Regions from separate parts of the Mus musculus genome. Here all the other regions are linked to region 2. Evidence: chromatin loops called from intact Hi-C (ENCODE). Cell type or tissue: left cerebral cortex. All regions are shown on one strand.

What was found. Peaks named below come from ENCODE experiments on the same cell type or tissue, not always from the same donor. Only the 100,000 strongest peaks of a DNase experiment are listed, where the experiment ranks them.
Region 1: it touches region 2 in a loop (4-fold over the local background); 8 of 42 quality-filtered maps call a loop at or near these places.
Region 3: a loop joins it to region 2, with 7 times the contacts of the local background. A loop is called at or near these places in 22 of 42 quality-filtered maps.

Annotation. Positions count from the first base shown.
Region 1 is chr2:142,966,343-142,968,842 of GRCm38, forward strand. No RefSeq gene overlaps it. Among named protein-coding and RNA genes, the nearest start is that of Kif16bos, 65 kb to the left of the region's middle. In left cerebral cortex, a CTCF peak has its summit at 1,127 (motif pointing left); a DNase peak (open chromatin) is centred at 1,109.
Region 2 is chr2:143,092,786-143,095,285 of GRCm38, forward strand. No RefSeq gene overlaps it. Among named protein-coding and RNA genes, the nearest start is that of Otor, 16 kb to the left of the region's middle. In left cerebral cortex, a CTCF peak has its summit at 1,155 (motif pointing left); DNase peaks (open chromatin) are centred at 1,161, 1,675, 2,202 and 2,499; H3K4me3 peaks cover 379 bases; H3K27ac peaks cover 1,272 bases.
Region 3 is chr2:142,858,667-142,861,166 of GRCm38, forward strand. The region is part of intron 3 of Kif16b (kinesin family member 16B); the gene reads right to left. Among named protein-coding and RNA genes, the nearest start is that of Kif16b, 42 kb to the right of the region's middle. In left cerebral cortex, a CTCF peak has its summit at 1,107 (motif pointing right); a DNase peak (open chromatin) is centred at 1,092.

The DNA.
Region 1 (2,500 bases), 130 kb before region 2:
CCAAACTCCATAATGCCACTCAAGTCATTTTTCTTCCTTCCCTACATTGTGATGACCCTTTATCATTCTCTATTCTTATAATTAGCACTTCGAATCTTCCATCTTTTTTCTTTAGCATCCTTTGGGTGAGAATACTTTCATTTTCCATTCTTAATCAACATTCCATTGCATGCAGAGTAGCTTTTCTATTCACCAAATGGGAGACTTCTGAGTTGCTTATTTTAGGCACCTATGAACTAAGTAGGTATAAACATTCATGTAATGTTCAATATGTGGCAATACGTTTTTGTTTTTCTTAGATAATTGCCTAGAAGTGGGAAGTCTGTACCAGGTTGTAACTATGTATTTAACTTTATAATAAATGGTAAAGCTGTTCCAAAGGGCTGAATCTTTGTGCATTCTTTCCTGTGGTGTGTGATAATTTCAGTCGCTCCTCATCCATCTCTGCATTTGGCATCATTAGTTTCTTTATGCAGTCATGACAAAAGGCATTTAGTGATTTGGTACCTCTTGGTGATCATGGGCTTTAGTATATCTGTAAAGTAAACGTGCCTATGAGCTATCCACATTGAAAAGATTGCTGTGCAAATTCAATGAATTAATATATGTCAAGGACCTATGTGTTTGTTATCATCGCTACTATCTTTCTGAAGCCTGTCACCCTTCTGAGCTACTTGATGCTCACATTTTCTGGGAAACAAAGCTGAGAGGTCAGCCCATATACTCCAGGCTGAAAACCTTGAAACCTATTTTACATCTTCAGTCTCCTCAAATCATTGCACCGCAGTTATTTTTAGAAGCTATTCCATATATAATGCAATGCCCGTTCTGACTGTGCCAAAGTTCAATTTTAAAGACAGCATTTGAACTTCCGTGATTAAAGGAAGTTTTGAATTGTTATTGGATAGAGTCTCGTCTCCATCAGACAATATGCTTTTAATAGGAACACAGCTTGTGATTTATGCTATCTGGCTTTGATCTGCAGTGAAAGCTGCATTGTCAACATTAAGATGAAATTACCCTGCAATCACAAACATACAGCTCAAACTCAGCAGCACAAAAATACTTCATTTATCCTGCGCTGTGCATCTCAAGCACAAACATACACCCCCCGCGCCCTCTAGTGGCACATTTCAAAAGCTGCCTCAAGTATCACTTGAGGCCCAATTGCTACAGAAATCCAGGGAAACAAATAGCTTACACAGGAGTTGGGAGAGACATAATACTTGCTTACTATTGATTGAACAAAAAAGAGTTTGCATTTTGTTTATATAAAGTGATACTTCTGCCAAAGTATCAGTATCAGGAACATAGCCGTAGAACTTCTGTGAATTACCCTTTTTTGGCACTTTATTATTTATCAAAACAAAACAAAACAAAACAAAACAAAACAAAAAACAAACAAAAGTCTATAAGCCCTGGCAGTGATGGGTTTTGATTCAAGATGGCCTCTTGGAAGCATGAATTTCCTCTCCTCTCCTCTCCTCTCCTCTCCTCTCCTCTCCTCTCCTCTCCTCTCCTCTCCTCTCCTCTCCTCTCCTCTTCTCTCTTGCTCTTTAAGTGTTTGGAAGTTGTGGGAATGGCACTAACTGCATGCAGCAGGCGAAGAGTCCCCCTGAACTCTATCTGCCTGGCTCCTCATAGAGTGATCTCACTTGAATAGAGAGTCTTTACAGCTGAAATTGTTGAGGCCATGCTGGATGAGGTGAGCCATTGGTCCCATAGTGAGTGATGCCATTATAGATGAGTCCTGGACACAGGAGCAGAAGGTAGGGAAGCAGTCAGTGACTGACAACAGAGGCAGACCGGGGTGACACCTTTACAAAGGGCTGCTGTGCAGTATCTTCCCCTGGAGAGGTGTCTGGAATATGCACTCGCTCTCCAGAATAAACAAGCTCAGATAATGCCTTTATGTTTAGACTTCTGGCTTCTTGAACTGTGAAAGAAATGACTTTTGCTGTTTTGAACTTTAACTTTGTGAGTCATTTGTTCCAGTAACCTAGGAGTGAGCATACTCACTCCAATGCATAAGAACAATGGCTGTTCATGATTACAATTCTTTTGTTTAAGTTTATCCATAGTCCCCACAACAGCACTGAGATAGTTACTATTATCATATCCATTTTACAGGTAAGCAAAGCTGTTCCAGGAAAATTAAGTCACCCACTTAAAGGAGTGATTGGTACTTGTTTCTTAGATGTGCTTGTCATGCATGTATTCTAAGGTACCATCTATCTTAGTTTGGGTTTTATTGCTATGAGGAGACACCATGACCACGGCAACTCTTAGAAATAAAAATATTTAATTGGGGCTGGCTTACAATTTCAGAGGTTAATCCATTATCATCATGGTAGGAAGCATGGTAGCATCCATATAGCTATGGTGTTGGAGAAAGAGCTAAGAGTTCTACATCTTGATACAGCAGAAGGAACTGTGTGCCACACTGGGCATGATTTGAGCACAGAAGACCCACACTTCAATGACATACTTACTCCAGCAA
Region 2 (2,500 bases):
GCTGTTTGGACAATAGACAGAAGAGGCATCAGTTGGACCTGCTGGGATGCAGCAGTAGATGTTTACCAATCCTGTAGAAAAATGCCACAGGAATTATGGGCCACTATGAAAGGATGGACTTACAAATCTCAGTGCCACATACAGCAGCTAGGGTGATGACCAGAATCAACATGCGTGAGCACTGATGATACACTGATGTATTGGGTTAGCTTGCTCAGAAGTAGACCCAAAGGTGGAGACTTATGCTTAGTGATTTATCAAAGAATAGCTCTCAGGGGAAGTGGATAGTATGGAGCAGAAGGACAGGAAAAGGAAGGAACTCAGCCAGAATGCCACCTCAGGTAAAGTCTTGGTGGCTGGCTCTGGCCTGACCCCAGAGAGGACTTGAGCTATGCTCCTGTATGCTAAATCACCACAGAGCCACTCATCTCCAAGGCAAGGAAGCTAGGCTGTCTCTGTATACTCTTTGGCATATTCTTTGGTATGGTCTGAACAAATTTCCTGATTTCATGTATTGGAAACTTAATGCACACGATCTTATGGTAAGGATAGTTACGATGTTTGCATTTGAGAGATCATGGAGCTGTGAGGGCTTAGCTCATTAATGGATTGGCTCAGGAGTGGCTTTGTTGAGGAAGCAGACTCTGCAGCAAGTGCTTATTCTGTTTTGCCTCATCCCCTTTTACCAAGTCACTACAGGGCAAGAAAAGTCTTCACCAGACAACATGAACGTTCTACCTTTGAAACAGTGAGCTAAGTAACTGTTCTTCATAAAGAACCCAACCTCTAGTATTGTGTTACGGTGATAGACAAGTCATTGGCTAAGGATTTTAGTAGGTAAGCATCATTACCACGAAGTTCTGCAGTTTGGCAAAGATGGTTCCAGTAGGTTGTGATTGCTAGAGATTGGAAACAAACAGTAGAACCCCAGAAGCTCATAAATAGAGGCGTCTGCCCACCACACTGACCTCATCTGCTGCAGCTGCCTTCGCAAGGGGCCAACTTTCACTTTGTTTGTCCTCACCCTCACAGGATCTCAGAATATTCAGGAAGTCCTGTTGCACCCCCTGGAGCTTCTGCAGCTAATCTAGCCTAGGATTCTCTCAGTGATGTACTTCTGTACACCGTGAAACTTTACGATAGGGCTAGGGTGACCTCCAGTGGTTGGTCTGGATCCAGCACACAGGGCTACATTTCCAAAGGAAACCAGGTACGGTTGTCATGGAAGCATCCAGACTAGTTACTCATGGAGCCTCCATTTCGTCTCTTCCCATCAAGGCATGATATTTAAATCTGCCTGACACCTGGCACAGATAAGAGGTATTAATATGCCTTTGCTGCAGACCTTAAAAATAAATTTGACAGATTTGAAAATCCGCATGTTAGGGGAAAGCGGATGGTTCTCTTTCAAACCCATCTTGCCTGTTTCCTTTTGATATGGAGCCCTGCAGAGTTTATAATTTGTTTGAGTTGGTTTAATTCATTTCTAGAAAGCAGCAATAACACCTTGCGCTCAGAGTGGTAGCTTGTCTGGAGAACAATTAACACGGCTCCTGGTGTCTTGGATGGCTCTGCGGGGTGGCTCCAAAAGACAACATTTGTCATTTGAGCCATAAAGCAGGGGTGGGAGGCTGAGATCTGAAGCCAGATGACCAGCTTTGTGACGGTCTGTAAGCGTGCTCATGACATTCTGCTGGAATATGGCTAGTGAAAACCATCCCTTTATTTTCTACTTCAGGGAACAACATAGTTCTTAACCAAAAGTTATTCTGACTCATTACGGCCAGTAGCATTTGGAAACTTTCAGGCGTGGCTGGAGGAGACTACTAACATTCAGGAGCAAGAGCCAGGGATGCTGCTAAACCTCTATGGTTGATGGTGCTAAAGACAGCACCCCATCAGTGGGTACTCTGAACCCCTGTGTGAGCAGCACCGAGTTGAAAGTAACCTACACTAAAAGGTGACATGAATAATCAGTTGGTGAATTTGGAAAGAATGACAAATACCAGGCAGGCCTAACCAATTATCCAGGTAGGTATGTTTTGTAAGTCCTTTTTTTTTTGTAACGAGTCATTAGGTAGAGCCAAAACATGAAAAATAGGATTCTGCAGATTCACTGTCGCACGCTTATCATATACACAGCTTGCAACCCAGACAGAACTGCCACCTGCCATCAGCAACATATGGAAGAGCACCCACGAACCCTTTTCTCTATTGTTCCCAACACCTCACCCCTTGCTGCTTTTCTCCTGGTTTGACATCTCTCCCAGAGCCATCTCTAACACATCAGCTCCACGGGGGCTCCGGGCTGGTGAAGTACTGACACATGATGGGGTCAAAAGGGTTCCTTGCATTTCTTCTGGAATCTATTTCCCATCTCCTCCAAGAGATAGCCTAATTGCCTTTCAAACAGCTATCATGCCCTCTTTGCTTTACGACTTCTTCCTGAAGATGATTACAATGTCTTCTTACTTTTCAAATAAAAATAGCACTTCCTTGC
Region 3 (2,500 bases), 230 kb before region 2:
AATAGACTTGGGCTTCCTTCCTTTTATTTGGTTTGCACTTCCTTCAGATTCTATATAAAACATTACTAAATGTAATTTCAACTGAAATTCTACCAAAAATGGCTACAGCCACTCATTCTCAGTTAATTTTTAGCCATTTCAGCTTCAGGCACTATTATTTTCTAATCTCATCGTCAAAGTCTAATGACTTATGCAATACCCAGCCATGGCATCTCACATTTACTGGGCACTGTCACAGGGTCATGTATTAATTCAAAGGAGAGAGGGTTCATGAACCCTCAGATGAGGAAGCTGAGAGGGAAGGTCAGGACTCAGGCCCTGCAATGAGTGGCAGAGCTGGAGCTGTACTCTCATCACAGGGCTTTAACGACATCCTCTACAATCACAAACCCTGGTGCTGGCTGGGAGGATGCATTCCCAAACTCCAGGGAACTCAGGGATCCAGACGACACGCTTAGGTCTCCTCTCCCCACTCCATATGAACTGTAAGTAAAAATCCTACTTCTCCAAATCTCTCAGGTTGGAGCAGAAACAAAAAATTTTCCACAGAAATTTCAGAGAATAAAGAAGGGGCATTTCTCATAGCCCAGATGAAGGTAAAATAAGGCATGTTAAACAGTTAACCCAATCTGAAATGATTCCACAATTAAAATCCTCCCAAGAGTTAAAATCCATGCTTCGTGGGTGATTACTTTGTTAGCAAGTAGAAAGATCACCTAGGTGGCCTTCTGACAGACTCAAGAGCCCCAGCAGGCACAATGCTAGGACAGACCTAGGAAAGGTAGATCTGGAGGTGACACTAGAACTAGAGCAGCCTCAGCACCAAGCAAGCCATCCACCATGGCCACACCGAGGTACAGAAACAGGCACAGTCCTCTCCAGAGGCCACCCTGCCACACTCCCACCACAGACGGACTCAGCATCCGCTACTGTACCAAGCAGGACAGATTCAAGAGACTGGTGAGTCCATTAGCACCAAACCCTGGCCAAGCCCCTCACAGTTAGCTCTATATGCTTTGCCATGTGTGCAAACACTTTCAAGCTGATTTCAAGAGTGATCCAAGATATCCCGGGGCCTTACTAGCAAAAAATCAACCACAAGAGGGCACTGCTGAAACAAAGACACTGCCATCTAGCTGGACAACTGGGAAGCTATTGGATTCCAGTTTCTCCAAGGTAGAATTAAAGAAGCAGGTAGGATGAGCTCAAAGCCTCCCTTTGGAATACTGAAGAACCATTTAAAAAATTAAGACCTTATTCAATGCTCTTTAATTTATAAGACCGTGGGTTTAAATTGCTCATTGGTTATTTTCCCTAATTCTAAAACAATTGTTTGCTTTTCAGACTTAAAGGAAACTTTATAGTTGTGGATATATTTTCTCTATTTTACAGACAACTGATTAAAACAGAAGAGGGGAGCGAGAAGGCCAGCTAGCGCTGTTCTGGTTCATGGTGCTCGGCTACACTCTCACTCATTACCACCAACCTGAAAAGCTGAGTAGACACTTGGTACTGAAGCCTTCTGGTGAGTGCTACAAAAGGGATGAGGGAATATCTCAATATTTTAATAATTGTTTCTCTGCATCTATGTTGGCTTAGATGCATGGCTTAGTGTGTTTCGCTTAGAAATTCCTCAGAACAATCCCAGATTCTTCTCTCTAAGGATCCCTGAAATACCAACAAGATATTCTGCGAAACCACCTAAAGTATAGCTCGGAAAGCTTTGCACAACCTAGAGCTACCTTGAAACTCTTGACACTGGCTTCTAACTTGCAGAGAGAAGGGCTACATTTGTTCTTCCTTCCATCATCTTGATTATTGTGCATCTCAGAAAGTATCACCTGCTCCCATAACCATCTATAAATTGGGTCATTTGGTCAGCAAACATTTCCCAGCCAGGTCCTATGGTCACACAATACTCTCCATCCCTCTGCACAGCCCTCTGTCCCAAAGGACTTCAAATTCAAGAAAAACAAGAAAATCCAACAGATCATTAAGTAGGTTAAAAATGAAGATCCAAGGCTTTTCATTCATCCTGTGCTTGGAGACATGCTGAAGATCACTACAATAAATTGTTTTTCCCCTTAAAATTCCCTACCTCGTGTCACTTACCTCTCATGTGTGTAACAGAGCATCAGTCTGGGCTCCACATCCATAGCCTTCTATGCCAGCCTCTCCTGTCAGTGTAGACAGATCAGCCACCGGGACCCAACCTCATCCTTACCCTTTCACCTCTCCTCTCCTTTGATGCTGTGACAGGAGGCTGCCCTCTCTTCACACCTGGCAGCTTGAATGAATAATTCCTTTTTTTCCCCACACAAAAGCTTGCCCGTGGTGGTTTTTCCACCTCCTCTCACATTAGTACCATGGACTCAGCTCTGGCACTACTGAAACGCAATCTGCCTTCGAACCTGAGCAAGTTACTAAAGCTCATCAAGGTTTTTCCGAGGATTTAACACGACACAGTACCAAGCATGTCTGACTCAAGGGAAACTCGAAT